2 separate regions of the Homo sapiens genome follow, and region 1 is linked to region 2. Evidence: chromatin loops called from intact Hi-C (ENCODE). Cell type or tissue: mammary epithelial cell. All regions are shown on one strand. Each heading gives the region's core, and the rest is flanking DNA. Links, peaks and the distances in the headings are about the cores only. Region 1 overlaps EREG (epiregulin). Region 2 has its middle 120 kb from the start of BTC.

The links. A loop is a pair of places that touch in the nucleus more often than their neighbours do. Peaks named below come from ENCODE experiments on the same cell type or tissue, not always from the same donor. Only the 100,000 strongest peaks of a DNase experiment are listed, where the experiment ranks them.
Region 1: it touches region 2 in a loop (7-fold over the local background); 93 of 110 quality-filtered maps call a loop at or near these places.

Annotation. Positions count from the first base shown.
Region 1 is chr4:74,365,389-74,374,968 of GRCh38, reverse strand. All of the region lies in intron 1 of EREG (epiregulin), which reads right to left. Among named protein-coding and RNA genes, the nearest start is that of EREG, 5.0 kb to the right of the region's middle. RefSeq lists an enhancer at 1-791. In mammary epithelial cell, for the core only: a CTCF peak has its summit at 3,936 (motif pointing left); a DNase peak (open chromatin) is centred at 3,928; H3K27ac peaks cover 1,101 bases.
Region 2 is chr4:74,665,506-74,675,085 of GRCh38, reverse strand. No RefSeq gene overlaps it. Among named protein-coding and RNA genes, the nearest start is that of BTC, 120 kb to the left of the region's middle. In mammary epithelial cell, for the core only: a CTCF peak has its summit at 3,792 (motif pointing right); a DNase peak (open chromatin) is centred at 3,805.

The sequences.
Region 1 (9,580 bases), core at 2,725-5,224, 300 kb after region 2:
TTGGCGCTTCTTTTACAATACAGCTGCAAAAATGGAAATGCATTCAGAGGTCATTGTTTCTATCAAATTTCCAAATGGGTTTTAGGAATGTGAACCTCACCTATATATCTCTCTGCCTTCATTTTTCAGATTATGTTTCAGTGAAATCTCAGATGTGCCAGCAGGAAGTGGTGCCAGTGACTCAGAGGATACAAATCGCCTCTTCCCTGTGAGTCAGGACCGAGCCTACACCCTTACACAATATTGGGGACCGCGCGTGGGAGAGGTTGAGTGCCATCATAGGAATGGCAATAGCAGTAAATGTCGTGGGCCCTGGAGCACTAAGAAGTGGTTGCCCAACAGTCAGACAAAATGCCAGATGTAGAAAATGTACTTCCTATTGCATACGGTTTATTTTGACCTTGCTTCATTTTTATTTATATTTATTTTGTTTTTCGAGGCTCTTACTCATTTGCCCAGACTGGAGTGCAGTGGTGCAATCACTGCTCACTGCAGCCTCGAATCCCTGGGCTCAATGATCCTCCCATGTTGGCCTCCAAAAATGCTAGGATTACAGGCTTGAGCCATTGTGCCTGGATTTACCTTGCTTCCTAAGGATTGCACTGAGGGCTCATCCAGAAGGAGGCCAGTACAGAGGAGGCTAGGATTTGGTGACTGGATGACCAAGCCAAGTCAGCAAAATAATTGCAAATCTTAGGGTAAAATGACTATTCTGGAAAACAATCAAGAAAATAAAAATGATCCAAATTAAAATCAGATAGATTACAGAATAAAAGAAATGCATCTCATTTTCCCAGTTTAACCTTTTAGGCTATTTAGACCAGAAAAGCAAACTTGTGCAGAATCATAGCATTTGTCCAGCCCAAACACATAGCAAAATCCTCTTTGTTCACACTTTTGCTGTGGTCACATGCCAACCTACTCAGACTGTTCATTTTCTACCATCTTCCATGGCAGTCTGTGATTTTAGAATTTGTCTATAACGTAATAGGCTTGTTGGATCTTGTGTGCTTTTAAGGAGTGAATATGCCTTCACTGTTTTTGGATGTCTTTTTGTTTTAAATTTAATTCCACTATTTGATAAGCTCTTGCTTCACCTTGGTCAAAATAACTCTAAAACTCATTATCACATCAGATACTGAAAAGACTGTCAGCACCTTCTAGTAGCAACCTACTTTTCAGAGAGTATATATATGTGTGTGTGTGTGTGTGTGTGTATAGATATATATACGCACACGTATATACTTATATATATACATACATATATACTTATAAATATTACTTATATATAAATATATATGAACACATATATACATATATTACTTATATATAAATATATATATACACTCACATATATACACACATATATATAAATCTATAGAAAACTAACCTTGCCTTCTGCCAGTAATAATTCTATTCCTATATATTTTTAATGTTAGCTTTGTAACTGCACTTCATTAAGACCTAAGGTAAAAACGGTCTATAGCAATTTGAGATAAAACATATGAAACCCAAGGTTAATATAACAGGTTAAAAATAAGTAATTATTTTAATTTTGAGTTTTGAAAAATAGCCATAGAATCTTCCTTGACAAGTAGCAAAAATATTAATATGCCATGTGTTTCTAGTCATAAGCATTAAGTTATACTTTCCAATTTAGGTAGTCATTTCTAAATCATACTTCAAATGCTAATATATTTCGCTTACATATTATCATACAATGCTATACTTAAAGCTAGTCAAATAAAGAATCAGTGAGTCAAAATATAAGGGAATTATCTATTTTGCACTAAATATGAATTTAAAGATGTATATCTTGTTCATAACGGAAGTATTTCCAGAATGCAGGAGAATACATACCAACTCTTATGTAAAGAGTACAACCCAGCACTTTGGGAGGCTGAGGCTGGTGGATCATGAGGTCAAGAGATCGAGACCATCCTGGCCAACATGGTGAAACCAAAATACCAAAAAAAAAAAAAAAAAAAAAAAAATTAGCCAGATGTGGTGGTGGGCGCCTGTGGTCCCAACTACTCGGGAGGCTGAGGCAGGAGAATGGCGTGAACCCGGGAAGCAGAGGTTGCAGTGAGCCGAGATCACCCCACTGCACTCCAGCCTGGTGACAGAGCAAGACTCTGTTTCAAAAAAAAAAAAAAAAAAAAAAAAAGTACAATTTAAATTAATCTGAGTGTTTGGAACTCTGTGACTAAAATCTCTAAAGGTGGGACTTGCCTCCCCTAAAAGCCAAAGCTTCATTTATAGAGTATTGTTTCAAATTTTCTGTTGGAAACATATTTTTTTCTCAAGACAATCTTACATAAGAAGAGCTTTTTTATAACCTTTTCTACCTTGACTCCCTTCCATCGGGCTTCTCACTTCTATAAATCCAACTTAAATTATTCTTACATTATTATTCCAAAAGAAACATCTCCTGAAGGCGCAACAGTTTGGACTATAAGTGTCTGCAATTTGCCTTCTTTTCATTATGGCCACATTGTGGCAGGAAGCCTGGATATTTAATGGCATCTTGAGAAGCATATTGACTATATTGTATTCTCTGTAGATGCCTATGGCCAAACATGAATCTGCAAGGATAAAGTTTTAATCAGTGAGAGCACACAAAACAAGAGAAAGGGAATCCATTAAAGATGATTTCAAAAGACTCGAAATTAATTACTTTTTATTCAGAGAACCCACATAATACAACTCACACACTGCAGGCTGCTAAGGAATTCTACTTTCAGATAATATAGTTTATGAAAATATAGTTTGAGTTGACATTGGCGACCTTGACTTCAGTGAGAGCCACATATGCCTCCATAGCATGATAGCTGGTGGGATGGGCTTAGTTACAATCCAATCATCAAAAAGGAGGGCAGCTTACCCCATCCTTGCTTTTAGTAACTACATTTGTCAAATAATGTTTACTCAATAAATATCTATTGAGCGTTGTCTACATGCAAGATATTGAACAAAACACTGGAAAGAAAACTGGTACAAAAGACATTGTTCCTGCCCTAAATAGACTTAAAGAAGTTGGACACCTAAGGGTGGTAAGGAAAGGAGAGAATTTATAGATGATGCCAAGTTTCTAGTCAGAAAAAAAAAAAACAGAGAATGCTGCCATTAAAAAAGGAGGAGACATAGGCAGGACAGCAGGCTTGTGGTGGCATTTGGGCATGAAGGCATGAAGGGAGTGAACATATTTGAGTTTAATGTTTATCTATAGGTATTACCTATTTATATTTTTGAGGCTGTTGGGAATACAGTAAAGGAATAAGAATTTATTTGGAGATTAGGAGAAGTCTATTTGAAAGTCATATGAGGAGATACTGCCTTTAAAGGAATGGAAGACATTTATATGTTCCAAGGAAAACAGTATGAACTGGAAAATAACAGAACTTTGAGAAACAGGTGGTAGAGAGCAGACAGAAGTGGCAAAGAAAAGAGAAAAAGAAATTAGAGAAAAAAGAAAATTAAGTTTGCTGAGAGCTAAGAGAGTAGAGTTGTAAAAGGAAGTAAAGGGTGGTTATCAAAGGAATAATCAGAGACAGTATTCATGATTCCATCGTAAATAAGACTCATCATTATTAGATGTGAACGGTGCTAAAATCAGCAATAAATATTGCCAAGCTGATTTTTTAAACATGAGAATGGGCTTTATATTTGTATCCAGATTATCATTAAAATTAATTTTGTCTTGGTAACTCAAGCACTAATTTTCCAAACTGTGAAGTATGGGTGGCAATGTGTAACAGCAATTAAAAAAAAGTATATTTTATGTTATTGGTTCTAAACCAGGAGCAAAATTGCCAACCAAGGTTGGCAAAATTGTATCCCTCATTGGCAAAATTGCTCCTGGGGACCATTGCTACCATATGGTAATGTCTGGAGACTATGATGGTTGTCACGACTGGGGATGCTACTGACATCTAGTGGGTAGAGACCAGGGTTGCTGCTAAACACCCTGCAATGCATAGGACAGCCTCCCTGCAACAAAGAATTATTTAGTCCCTAATGTCAACTGAGACAAGGTTGAAAAACCCTGCATTAGACTCATGAGAAATGGAATCCAGTTCTAGCTCACATACTTATTTTGTTTCCCTGCAACTGAGCTGCCTTATCTCTGAAAACAGAGAACAAGGAATGAGGTGGGGTAGAGGGTGAAATGAAGTTTGGATTAGATTTCTCTAAGGTTTCTTTAATTTCTAAAACAATGCTTCTCTTTCTGCCACTGGCAGTCATATCACTGCCACTTTATTCAGTCATATCATAGCTCAGTAACCCCTCTCTCTTCCTCTCTTCCTCTCTTTCTGTCTCTCTCTCTCTATCTCTCTCTCTCACACACACACACACACAAATATCTTCAGTTAATACTGAATAATATAATAATATAATAAGAGATAAAAATGTGAAAGAGAGAGAAGAAAACTTATTAGACTTCATCAGAAACAACAACAGAATTGAATTTTCCAAAACTGTTACTTAACCTCTAGGTATTTTGCTTCTCAAAATATCTTTTTTAATATTTTTAAATACATTTTTAAAGTGCAGCTAATTGAGTCTATAACATAGTGGTGATAACTCCAAATAAAGTATCAATGTGATCATCCATCTAGCAAATATTAATTGTGTTTAATATAAGCCTATCACAATAGAAATGATAAAAGATGACTATAGCACCAGCAAGGAGGGATAGAGTTATACACACACTTACAGTGTGATGTGTGGTGTGACAGGGCCATAGGACAAAAGGAATGGGAAAGGTGCAATGGAGGAGGGTCAGGGCTTATCAGAGAAGTGCCTAAGGAAGTGGCTCCTTTTTCAGTCTTAAAGGATGAGTACTTTCACCAAAAGTAAAGAGTGACTTGAGGGCATTGACAGTAAAGGATACAAGCGTATTCAAACCCAAAGCCTTACATGCTGTGTACTCCTGTTTCCTCATTTGTAAAACGGGAACAATAACAACTTTCTGGGCTAAAAAGGCATCCTAAGAACTAAATGAGGCTTTTTTTTTTGTAAGAAACCATTTTTATGATGACAGCTCTAATTTTAAAAGTGCTTTCTATGAATTCATGTATCATCTTATCCATTAAATCTACATACAATTACCTGACAAGGTTATTGTGGACAACCTTTTTTTTTTCGGATGAGAAAACTGAGGCTCAGAGATAAATCACTCTTTCTGAAAGTATGAAAGAAAAAACTGGTGCATGAAATCTGTATTTTATACACTATACACTATGCCTCTTAGTTCAAGACTATAAAACTTACATATATAAAGATGTGTGTGTGTGTGCACGTATCAATCACTTTCATGCCTCAAATTTAAAATTGAGAATTTTTAACCTAAAAGATTAATGTTTAATACTTTTCTTTCTGAATATTACATATATCTCCATGGAATACATCCATATATCCATGGAATACTACTCAGCCATTAAAAGGAATGAAATAATGTCTTTCGCAGCAAATTGGATGGAGCTGGAGGCCATTATTCCAAGTGAAGTAACACAGGAGTGGAAAACCAAAAAACCATATGTTCTCACTTATACATGTACTATGTGTACTATGAGTACTATGTACTATGTACTATGTACTATGAGTACACAAAGGCATACAGAGTGATATAATGGACTTTAGAGACTCAGAAGGGGAAGGGTGGAAGGTGGGCTAGGGATTGAAAAAAAACTACACATTAGGTACAATGTACACTACTCAGGTGATAGGCGCACTAAAATCTCACAATTCACCACTATAGAATTCACCCACGTAACAAAAAACCAATTGTACCCCAAATGCTACTGAAATTTTTAAAAAAGGAGATGGAGGATAAACCTATATATTAAGAGTCTTATGAGATATATTAAAAAATCCATTTTTTTCTGGACAATTATCAAATCATCCTGAGTATTATAAATAGTATCCTAGTAAGTTAAATCATTACTTTAACCTAGAAGGCCACTCAACCTTTATGTGCCCTATAACTAAACACCCAGTCTTAGGTAAACTGCATCTCCAGAAGACGCTGAGTATGTGGCATTACTTCATTTTTTCAAAGGTTCCAGAATTGCCATGTCAAGGCAATGGCTGTCAGACTACTCCTCCCTGAGGATCTCTTCTATTACACCACTGGGAAGTGTTCTCATTGTCTCCCGATGGAATGTTCCCAGCAGCAGTTACAGCCATATTAATTAGACGATTTGTACAGGCCTACACTCAAAGTAAAGATTGACAGATGAGGAAACCCCACCTTAATTTACATTCTCTTTGAAGAGGATTTCTTACTTGACATTTGCATCTTTCACGTGAACATTAACCAGGAAATGGGAGATTCTTTTGCAAAAATAGACAGAAAACATTCAAATTCAGTTTCTCCGAAGTGATTATATGAGTATTGTTATTTTTTTTAAACCAAGGAAATACATTTACGTTCTCACAGTTAACAGGAATGGGCTATAGATCCCAAGTTGATCCCTTATCAATGCTATATCCAATTCACAATAATATACAAAGAATACAAGGAATAAAACAGACATAAGTTACCCTCTTTATTGCTTTACTTAATGTAAACCTTGGAAAATATAAAAATAAGGGCCCCAGTCAACTGACTTCAATGACTGCTTCATAATAAAAATCATATCTTAGGGGAACTGTGTTGATTAGAAATTATGAACATTAAGTAAAAATTCAACATATTTTAGCACAGCTTAAGAGAATAGTCACCTTTTATTTGCCTGATTTTGCACAGAGTCAGAAAGTCCATTTGTACATGTGCTGTGCCTATGAGAGGGTCTGAACCCTGGAGCAGCCCCAGCTACTCTGGAACTTCTCTATTAGAATCTGCTATGTTTATTATGCTCCTGCTAACCCTGAATCTCATTGGCTCTTTCCTCATTATCACAGAGTGACCTGGCCATTTACTATCTCTGAGTCTTTGTAAGGTACTTGACTTCACTGGGCTAATCAAATCTACCTCACACAGTTATTTTAAGAAGTAGAGGTGATGATGTATTTAAAGCACCTAATACACAACATGGCTGCCACACAGTAGGCATTTAGTAACTGTTAGTTTTCTTCTCAACTCCTGGATTTGGGTCTTAGTGCTGAATCAGACACCCCAATTACCCAAGCTGCTCACATGGCAAGACTGTGCAGAAGGTGGTGAGGGTACCTGGTCAAAATCCAGACAGGAAAGGCCTGTCATCACGTTTTCTGACAAGATTTGTCATCTCAGGTTGTGCCAAGACTCAGGTAACTCATAAACTCTCAGAGTCAACAGAAATGATCAAAGACAAGCCTATTGTCTCATTGAGATTTATGCTCCTCATATTTTCAAAAAAGAATATTTCTTCTGCTTAATTCTCTCTCATTGATGAAGTACGACTAAATTATCTTGGAGATGTCATTCAGGAACATATTCAAAAACCCATGTAGGCATGAATAAAAATGTTTGATGTTAAATAGAAAGCCCCTGAACATAACTGCAGAATTCAACATAAAAATTTATCCTCCTCTCTTTAGAAAAATCACAAGATAAAAAAGACAAAATTCTGCTCTAAAATTATAGATTATTTAAAAAAATGTTATCCGGTATTTCAACTCTTCTACTTAATGTTCAGTAGGCCAAAAATGCTAGCAAGCCCAAGTGTGGACTCTCACTTTGTCACTATTTTTCTATGTGAACTTGGGTCACAGTTCCCCAATTTATAAAACAAGAGCCTCAATATTAAACAAGTGTAAAATTTAAAAGTAACCAAATGATTGTGCATAGCAATTTAAATCTGTATGTGTTAAGGGTGGAGGCTGGAACTTTATTCCCTAGTCATAACTACATAAAGCAGTTATAACATGTATGCTAAAATTTAAAATAAATGTCTCGCTCTTTTTTGCTGGGGGAAGGACAAGATTTGGGAAAAGTATTTTTAGGAAATATTTTGTTTGGGGGAAAGAAGGCAATTTCAGAAATAACAGGTGGTCTTGCCAAAATAAGGCTATGGGCTCTGCATAACTGAATAGAGTTTAGAGATATAATACAGAACTTGAAACAGGAACTTTCCTAGTGGCAGAGAAATATCCAAACAAACTGGGAAAACAGAAACTGACCTAACTCATTTGGAAATGGGCTTGGCAGCTGACGAAATAGATGAACTATAATTAAGTAATGCAATGAAGGAGGTAAGCACTTTCATGACAACAAACACACACACAACACACACACTAGTGGGTAGTAACCAGGTTATTCACAGGCTCTGGCTGTCTCAAATTAGAATATTCAATGAAACACCCAGAACAGACATGTGCATTGTTCAGATGCAACCTTACATGTGGGGAAAATAATAAGTGCTAAGTTATTCTGACCTCGAGGTTAATTTCTAACTCTAGGAAGACTGTCACCTTTCTAATTTAATTCTTTTCAAAACAAAGACAGCAAAGCCACATTGTTTACTGAGAATCTTCTAGCAAGTCTTTCTTAGCTCAGTTTTGGCAGAAACCACATATCTAGTTTCCACTTGTGTTCCTGGACTTAGACTTGTAAGTTTCAATTATGCATAGTATGCATTTCATTAGGTCTCTCAACCCCTGAGATAAGGTGTGCCAAAATAATAATTTAACAGTCACATCCTTCACAGGTAGAGTTAGAGTGTCTGGGGAATCAGCCTCATTCCAACTCCAGGGAGAATATGAGACTGGTGGTAACTTTTATTTTTTTATTAAGATATTCATATACGACTTCAAACTCTTTCAAATTCCTTAAACTGAAGTTTAAGGAATTGGAAAGAAGTAATTTTTTTTTAACAGAAAGGCTATTTAGAAAATTTTTCCCCTTGAACTAAATCATCTCAAATAGGAAGACTGGCATTTAAATACCCTCAGCGATCACAGGCTATGGAGTGCAATTAGCAGCAAGTGCAGAACGCTTGCTCCAGAGGCTGCTTGGGAGGCTGCAGGGAAAAACGCAAGCAGCAGGTGTAGGGGCGAAGGGCGGTGGGGAGCGCCAGGACCTGCCCAGGGCCCTTCTGCTCCAGATACCCTCGACCAGTGTTTTATTTCTCTTGTGTCTGGAGCTCAGCCAACTGGCACTGGCGCATACCAGCTCCTCCGGGAAAGCTAAACCAGGCTAGGTTTTAGAAAACTGAGCGCAAGACAGAGGAGAAAAGCTTTTTCCCCCCTCCAAAAAATTTCTTACGCTAGTTTCTATTCCCCACTCTCCAACAAAAAGGAACAAGACATGAAATGTTAACAGTGCGTTCCAGGCCTTTAGATTTCTAGGACTGGCAACTTTTCAAAAAAAAAAAAAAAGCTTTTTCAACAACTTTTTATTTTGTTTAATAAGGAGATATTTCAATCCATGCATAACATATATGCCAATAATTAATTCACCAATAAAAAGCATTTTAACATCGATCCCCAGTCCCCCCCACCCCAGTCCCACCATAGGGGAAGACAGACTCACAAAACAAGACGTAATTTTAAATAGAGCACACTTGAACCTGGAGACAACTCCGTACTTGTCGAATGACAAATGCACAGGAGCCTTCCTTATTTGTCTCCTCTTTGGGGCGGCCGGAAGCCAGAG
Region 2 (9,580 bases), core at 2,702-5,201:
GCTGCTGGATACTCAAGAGCTGAAGAAGGAGTTGAGAGTGCCCAGCCCACCTAGAGAAGCATTTGCCTTGGTCAACGGAAGTGGAGGAAGTTTTCTGAAGAACACATGCAAACTCTCCTATGCAAGGGAGAGCTTAGCTTCCTGCCAGACCTAGAGAGTCTGTAGCCTCCAGTCATGTGAGGACCTCTACATTTCCTTACAGCTCCTCCTCTTTCCTCTGGTTGGTCCTTGGTGCTGAGCAAAAAAGTAACCACAGAAGATCTGAGCTAAGAAATTTCAAGCTAAGTTCAGAATTGTGATCATTGCATGCATCTGAACATTTTATTTTCTAAATAGAGATTGTTTGTATGACTAAAATTTGTCTGAAGTACTATCTAAGATTAACCAGAAAAGTTTTGAACTTGCCTGAATCTTCATTTAGGGGTAGGGAAATATCCTTATGAATACAGTTTAAGGGAAAGCAGAGGCAAATATTAAGATGTGTTTTTTATTGTGGCGTTACATTGACATTATCTGAGGTTTAGCTAATTCATAAACATTGATTTGGTACTTGGCTTTGAATGTGTATTGTTTACCTGGCTGGTTGAGAGTGTTTCTGGAAAATGAGCTTTGTCTCTTCTGAGTTTTTGATCTATCTGGTCAATTGGCCAATAACATGGAGTGAATTTTTAAAAACACCCGCAGAACTGAACTGCTCTCAGCAGCAATAGAAATAAGAGGCACGATGATCTATACATTAAAAGTCCAAAAAACATCTCAACCTGTACATGTCCCAGTGGAATTCCTGATTTCCTTCCATTCCTAACCTGTTATTCCTTTGGGCTTCCTCATCTCAGCATATGGCACCCACTTCATTTGGCTTCTCTGGTAAATCCCTAACAATTCTTCTTTATCCTCTCCTTTCCTACAGCCTCCATTCAAGTAGGCTAAGAAGAGTCACTCATCTCCACCTTCAAAATGCATCACACATCTGGCTGCTTTCCAGCACTCAGCTCTCCATCCTGACCCATTAATTGATCTCTAAGATGGACTCTTGCAATAGCCTCCTAGCAGGTCTCTGTACTCCTTCTCTTGCCCCCTTACAATCCAATCCGCTAACACCTAGGTTGATCTTAACAGAGTTAATTCCTACTCCAACACCTGTAATATTCGTGTAGTATCTAAATCTCTACAGTGGTCTCCAACACTTTCCATGATCTGACACGTTCCAGAATCACTTGCATTATGTTCTCATTTCTATTCTTCATGACTCTGTGATCACACCAAGATCATTCACATCTCAGGGCCTTCATTCTTACTTCCCCTTGTTACATCTTTCACGGTGTGCTCCTTAAATAACTCAAAACATAATTTAGTTTTCTATTCAAATCTCATCTCCTCAGATAAATCTTTTATTACTAGCACTTCTGAAAATTGCACTCCTTCTCAGTCATTAGCTATATTTTTATATTGCTTTATTTTTCTTCTTAGTAGTTACTTGACATTTTATTATTTATGTTGGTTTATTGTCTGTCTATACCATGCGAACAGGTACTACAATTGTTTTGTTCCTTGAACACCTGCAACAATCCTAACAAATAAGCATTCAACCTTTCTTTTTTGTAATTAAATAATTGAGAAATTAATTTTTGAGAAAGTAAATATATAGGATAATAGAAAGTGCATTGGATTTGGGGATGTACATTTTAGGCTTATTTTTTTCACCCTTTAATTGTGTAGATTCGAAAAGAATAACGTTAACTTTCTGTTCCTTTCTTTCTTCTCTTTAAGGAAGGATAATCTTTAAGGCAGCCTGAAATTCTATGAGGTCTAAAACAAAGAGCCATCTCTGATATAGGATATTACTTTTCTTTCTTTACATTTTATATGCAAATTTATAAATCAATGAATTTTCATGTCTTTCTTGGATATAGTTAGATATCTGTCAGACTTCTTTCCTTTCCCTCTTCTGTCATTGAAGTTTTGTGGGCCATCTTTATGTGACAAGCACTGTGCCAGACACTTGTGAGGCAGATGATTCTGATATTTTTTCTGCTTGCAAGAAGCTCAAAATCTGAAAAGGAAGACAGAAGTATAAGCATATTCATTAGAATATAATTTGAAAAATACAAAACCAGAAATGTGTTCAATATACAAGGTGGAGTCACTTTGTCCAGGAGCTCCAAGTAGAATAATGAAGGGAGATTGTGTGATGCACCTTTTTTGAGTGTTGTACTGCTAGGAGGAAGAGAGGGAATGGTGGTGGATGTGGAGGGTGGAGTCCAGAAAGATAAATGCATAACAACCAGTCCACTGGACCACTGATCTGGAAATCCTTGGCAATAATTCTTATTATAGTTTATCATTGTAGTTCTGATAAAATGTTGGGTACAAGACACAGATGTAGTGAACTAAGGAGCGACTGGGAAGGGTGGAAGAGGATACTTTTGCATTAGCCTCTCTTCTGGAAAGTTTGAGAAAGAGAGGAGAGAACTGGATAAGGAAAAGGGGTCAAGGAAGAAACTTTAAAGATGGAACAATCATAGGCGGTGTTGGAACAATCATAGGTGGTGTTGGGGAACAATCATAGGTGGTGTTGGGGAATAAACCAATAGAGCCAGAGGAAGAGCTGGAATTAGTTACAGGGATGGAGCTGTGTGAGAGCTTTAGTTTCTTGGTAGGAGGTTGTAGGAGAATGCGATCTGCAGCGCCGAAAGGTGAGGAGAGCCCACTTTCTTCTGAGACAGAGTCGGCAAGGGAAAGAAAAGAATCAGACTCAGGGCATTTTTAGGACACAGTGAGGAGGTGAAATTCTCAATGGCCTGCTTTTTTTTAGTGAAGTAAATGTTAAGGGCATGTGCTGAGCTGAAGGGAGTGAAGGTTGGGTCAGAGGAGATTTGAGGCAGTGAAACATTGGAATAGCCTCTAAATGTGAATGCTACCCCTGAAATCCATTGGCTCACTAATGCCTGGCCAATGAAGAGATAGTGTTTCTTTTGACAATTATACTTTCAACTTAATGGGGTAGTTATTTTTGATGAGTCCTGTCGTTATTATGGGCTGTTAGTAAGCACTATATTGTGTGTGGGCTTACTCTTATTTCCAAGGCTAATTATTGTTAATACTGTTTTGCTGTTTTAATTTCCTAATAAGAAAGCACAATAAACATTAATGCTTAGAACAGAAGGCTCAGCATATAGTGGCCCAATCAAGAAGTCATGGAAGCACATTAGTCAGCTGAAGCATTTTAACTGTCAGCCAAGCAAATGCATATAATCATCTTAAAACATATGGGCACATGCATGCATTTGTTCAGTACACACTTGTTTATCATCTACTCAGTGCCAGGTCCTCAGAAGCCAATGAGGATTCAGCAATAGAAAACCCAGTCCTCATCTATGAGGAGTAAATAATTTTGTAGATGTAGATTTGGGATTTATCCAATACATCTACTGGATTTCCAATATTGGGATTAAATACTACAGGTGTTAATGTAACCTATGAGGAATATTTTAATTTAATTTAATTCAGATTTCTGTAATATCTCTGGTGGTGCTACTCACTTGCAAATCACTGAGACTATATTTTTATGTTACTAAACTGCATTTTGTGCCCCAGAAGCAAATAATAATGTGAAAAAAAATAGCCTCTGGTACACCACTTTGTTTTTTACCCTCTGCCCTCAGCCTTCAAATTACCATTTTATGCAGGAAACTGCCCTTTATTTTAGTCACCCCCTCCATAGATATCCTTGAGCTCTCTGCCAATAGTAAATAAATGATGGCTGCTTTCCAAGCTCCTGCCTTTAGCCTCTGGGGGGCATCGTTGCCCTTTCTTACCCATCCGTGTCTGTAAATAGGCTATTTAGGTGGAATAGAAGGTAATTCATATGCAGTAATAGAAGAAACCTTATAGGAAATTTCAACTTTGTTACAATCATCTTGATCTGAGATAATATATCTGCCCATTTCTTCTTTATTTTTACCATTGAAATAGTTATTTCATATCACACTATTTATCTTTCAGCCATTGAGGTTGGAGAGAAGTTGTATTGACAGTAATCTCCAAAGGACATTGCCAATTTCCTTCCTTCTTCCTTTCTCTCCTTCCCTTCTCACCACCTCTTTCTTTTTTCATTTCTTCCTTTCTTCATATATTCATTCATTTCAGAAGTATTTACTGAGCACATATTCTGTGGTAGGCTCTGTGTTAGATTTTACAGATATAAAGTGAACTAAGAAACTCTTTGCCCTCGGGAACCTTAAAGTCTAGACAGAGACAGATAATACATGCAATGATTGCACTACCTAGCACTTAAGGCTGTAATAGTGGTAGACACAGGACACTGTGGGAGAACATAAGAGAGGACTTATAGAAGAGTGTGAGAGTCAGGTAAGGCTGCCTTTAAATTGATTTGTTGAGAATGAGCAGGAGTTAGTCAGAGGAAGCTGGGTAGAGGGAAGGGAAAAATCTTGACTATCAATTTATAGTTTTTAGTTGAGATCCTTGATGTAGAGGAAATTAATCAGAGAATTACAATAAAATTATTGTAGCATCTTCTGGAAAGGCCCAAGAAAGAATCTATTTCTTTTCTGTACTTCTCCTTGAAACTCTGACTTCCTTTCCCATCTATCAATTCAGATTTGAGTTGGGAGATATTGGAGCACTATGCACCATATTTACTTCTCAGGTTACAAGGAATGAAAGGTATGAGATTTAATTCTGCCCACTCTGCTGTAGCTCATTGTTTCTAATACTGTAGGGTCTTTTTATATGGACGAATATAAGGACTGGATGGAAGTATGATCCATCACCCTCCCAACTGATGAGGAGGAGTGTGGATTCCTTCATTTCATTTAACTTTCCAATGTAGGCAGAACTTCGTTCTTACCTCCACGAAGTAGGCTCCCCAACTCAGCCTACACATTAGAACTTTTCAGGGATGTTTTGAAAAGCGTTGTTGCCACTGTTCTTCCCCAGGAAATCCTGACTTGGGAAATCTGAGATGGGACCTAAACATTTCTGCTTAAAAAAAAAAAATCCCGTAGTAATTTTGATATCAAGATGGTGTTGAGAATCAATGTCTTTTACCATACTACAGTAATATCTTGTGGTGGAAAGTTTTACCATTTGAGGTCACATGAATTTGACTCCTAATTGTAGTTTTGTCACATAGTCACTGTGTGACCTTGCCCAAGTTACCAAACCTCTCTGATCTTCAGATTTTTAATCTGTGACGGGGCAACAATAATATCTAGCTCACGGGCTTGGTGAACTCAGTAAAGGCTAGAACCCTCCTGTAGGAAACACTGGGGATTTATTGTGCATGAGGTTTGTAATAAAAGTGGAATTGTAGGAACCATCCTTTGTCAACTAGATTAGTGAAACAATTATTAATAAAACACCAATAAACATTTACATTTCTTTGCTTCTCCTGAAGATGAGGTGAATCTGAAAGTGATTGAAGTCAGAGGGGTATTCAACAGCCAGCACTGTATTGTTGGTCCATGAATTTTTTTGTTTGAAATAGAGACTTTTTGAGCATGTCTTTTATGCAAGGCCTATTTATCTTTTTCTCTTAAATATGTGTAAGCTTTATCCCTTCTGATACTGTCGTAGATTAGTTTCTCACCTGCTTTCACTATTCTATGAGACTCCTAACCGATCACTCTGGCTTTGATCTCATTCATCTCCAGTACATATAATCACACAGCTTCCCTATTTAAATTCCATCTCCTCCAGGATCACATCCAAGCTCCTTAGCATGGAAAGCAAAGCTCTTAAGAGCTACTTATTTCTTTATCTTATCTTATATCGTCTTCCTCTTGAGCAAGGATTCTAATGAAACTTTAATGGTTCTGAACAAAATCTCTTGTGTTGGTAAATTTTACACAGGACACTCCCTTGGTCTAGAAAACCTTTCTCCCCTTTGCTCCCCTTTTTGATGAGAGACAAAATTTTACCCTGCATTATTGAGTGCTTGGTTTGAGTGGATCACTTTGAGGACATTTGTATGTTTCTTAGATCCCCCTGTGTGGTATGTGTTGTTACTTTCATGTTACAGTAAGGGAAACTTACGGTATGGAACATCCTATAAAACGTTAGACTTTCTGGGCTTCAGTTTCCCTATCCTCTCTGAGACCTTTGTCCATTCTTTGTTATCACTGCTTTGTTGGTATGAAAAGAGTGGAGGGAAGGAAGGAAAGGAAGAAAAGAGCCAGGGAGGGAGAAAGTTAAGAAACGATCAATTTGAATATGAAAGCAGGAACTGGGATTTCATCTCTTTATTGTCTTTGAATCCGCCTCATGCAATGCAGTACTGGGTTTGTAGCAGTTACAGTATATAGCTCAAATAAATACATAACATAAATGTATGACTGCTTTGTTACTAGATGCTAAATGTTATGAAAATATTTATTCCTCCATATCAAGGACTATGATTGGCGTTTAAGTAATTTCAAATTCAGTTCAACTACGCTCTCTGACATCTGTGAAAAAAAAAGTACACTGAATTTTCATTTAGTCTGTACAACTGCTGTAACAATCCTACTTTTTGTCATTAGAACAATGTACCCCACCCAGTCCTCCCCAATAACCCTTATCATCCCCACTCACTTCTACCTACATCCTCAATGAGGGCAAACTAAGCATGCAAAAAACAAAAACACAATTTTGGATTAAAAAAAATCTGTTAGCAGGACTTGTCCAATGAGATAGTGTTTTTGTTTTTATGAAAGGAGTTGTCATTTACAGAAAACACACCCTGTTCCCAAAGCCTGTCCCCTGTTAAATGCTGTCATGTACTAAGAGTTAATTATGGGTCTTTCCAAACAAACCTGGGGACCTCTGCTTCTTTGAAGATGGTTTTGTGTTTAGAAATCCATAGAAATCTTACATGATATGGAACTATGTATTATAGATCATAAAACTCCATGATTTGCTAAACAAACATTTCTTGGTTAATAAAACTCAGCAAGTGTTTCAACAAAAAGGGTGTAGCTCTATATCACAGAGGGTTTGCAGTTCACACATCTCAGTTTTGCAGTGATAAAGCAGTCATTAAAACATGAAAGCTCCTTAAAAATTACAGCTGCCAGACCAGATTAGGTTTATCTGAAGACTAGATTAAATATGAGAGTATTTACCTTGCATTCTAGGGGAATCCTTGGGAACACAGCTATAAAAATAAAACAGAGAGAGGTCAGAGTAATAGGGGCACAGACTTTGAGTGTGGCAGTTCTTGAATGTTGCCTTGAACGTCTTGGGCAGAAAGCAGGGTGCCTTCTGAAAGATTTTTAAAAGACTTTTATAGTCAAATAGGTATTGGATTAGAATTCCAATCCTTTCATTTCTCAGGTAGATCTTTTATTAAAATGAGAAATCACATATGATCTCAAAATTTACTTCTTCTGGCCAGAATTTCTTACTAACAATTTCTGATCTTTCAAGAACCACTTTCTAATGAAGAGTAGTGACAAAGAAAAGTAGAAATTGAAATTTGAGGAAGAAAGTTACTTGTAATTATCTAAACACCTCAAGACCTAGTTGGGTCATGAGTGAAATAGATAGCTTCTCTGTACTTACTTTTATGCCAAACATTTATTTTATTTTCTATTCAATTTATATTTAATTTATATACATACATCTCTTGCTATTTCATTAAATATATATAATAAATACTTTATATATATATATATATAAAATATACTTAGTGTGCAAAGAGCTCTTCAAGGTCTAAGAAAAAACTTACTGTTCTTAGTTTTTCTAAGAACTCAATGTACAAATGGTCAAAAAGTTCCAAAGAGAATGTTTGAAAAAATATTCAACCTCAGTAACATTTGAATTTCATTTAAAATTGAGTAACAATTGAATTTCATTTAAAAGAACAGTCAGATACCAATTAGCAAAGATTATAAAAAGAATTATCACTTCATGTGGCTGACGGGAGAGTAAAACAGGCAGTCTCAGACACAGGTGACATGAGATAGATTAAACAGAGTAAATTAGAAGACACTTTTCAACAACACTTTGGCAGCTCTTATGCGGAGTTTCTAAGATATTATGTGCTTGGAAACAGTAATTCCACTTCTGATCATCTATTTTAAGGGAATGATTAAAAAAAATCTTTGGTGCACAAAGATGCTTATTGTAGCATAACTTAGTCTCAAACTTGAAACAACGTATTTAACAGTAGAGGAACAGCTGAGAAAATGTAGATGCATCATTTAAAATAATATTGACAAAGATTTTGTTGTTGCGGAAATGTTAACAATACAATATTATTTATTGCATATCAACTAAGTAAAAGGTACTCCTGCTGCTCCTCCTTCCAATATTACTAATAGAATCCAAAATGTATCCAGCACTTGCTATGTGTGAAGCACTCTTCTAAGCTGTTTCCCTCTATTAATTAATTTAATTCTTACACAATCTGGGGAGGGAGGTGCTACTATTATTCCCACTTCACAGATGAAGAGAGTAAGACACACAGACATTAAATGCATATATGTATATGTATCCATATATATGCATGTACATATACACACACCACATTTTGTCATTTTGTTCATTCATCAGCTAATAGACATTTGTGTTGTTTTCACTTTCTTTCTATTATAAGTAATGCTGCTCTGAATATTTATGTGTAAGTTTTAGTGTGGACATATGTTTTTCTTTGTCTTGGATCTATACCAGAGTTAGATTTTGAACCCAGCAGCCATGTTTACATTCTGCACTTTTAAACATGATGCTATGCATAAAAGGAGGGAAATACCTCCAAATAGTAATAGCTGCTAATTCTAGATGATAGTATTAAGAATGACTTTTGTTCCATTATATGGATTTTTAATAGAAGTTTTCCATGATGAATACCTACTTTTACAATCAAGTAAAACCATATATTCGTAAATCTCATAAACTTCCTCTGTAAGTCTTTCAAACCTGTTTTTTTGCCCTTTTCACTGTCTGAAACCAATCCGAAAAGTTACTAGAAGCCACAATATTATGCAATCTAAAGATTTTCCATTTATTAATGCAAGCAAACCTAGGAGTGAAAATAAAACTAGAATATAACAAGATGGCTTGACACAATAAGAACAAATGAAGTAGACTCACAAGAGTGAAGCTGAATAGACACCAGCGTGGGAAGTATCTGGGAAATGAGAGGAATAAGAGAACAGAATTTCTTGGAATCTGGGCAATTCCCTTGCACATAGTACATAGCATAAAGAGGAAATGTGTCTTTTTCTTTCCTTAACATAATATCCTGGGGCCTAGCAGAGTGTCTGGCCCATCATGGATGCTAAAATATATTTTTCCTGTGAATGAATAAATGTGTGCCCTGGTGACCTGGAGGCTAATCCCTAATACCAACAATACCCAGCTGGCTAAGCCTGGGTTTCCTGATTCCAAACTGCCTCTCTGCCCTTTCGTCAGGGTTGAGCTCCTGGTTTCTGAACTGCCCACCTGGTCCTGACCCACTGCCTTGTCTGACCTACCTGTGCTCTGTGACTCAGGCTGACTGCTCATCAGCTCTGAATCGCAGCTCCATTTGGGGACAGGCCAGCCCTTCCCTGCGTTCCTGTTCTGACTCTCTGCACTG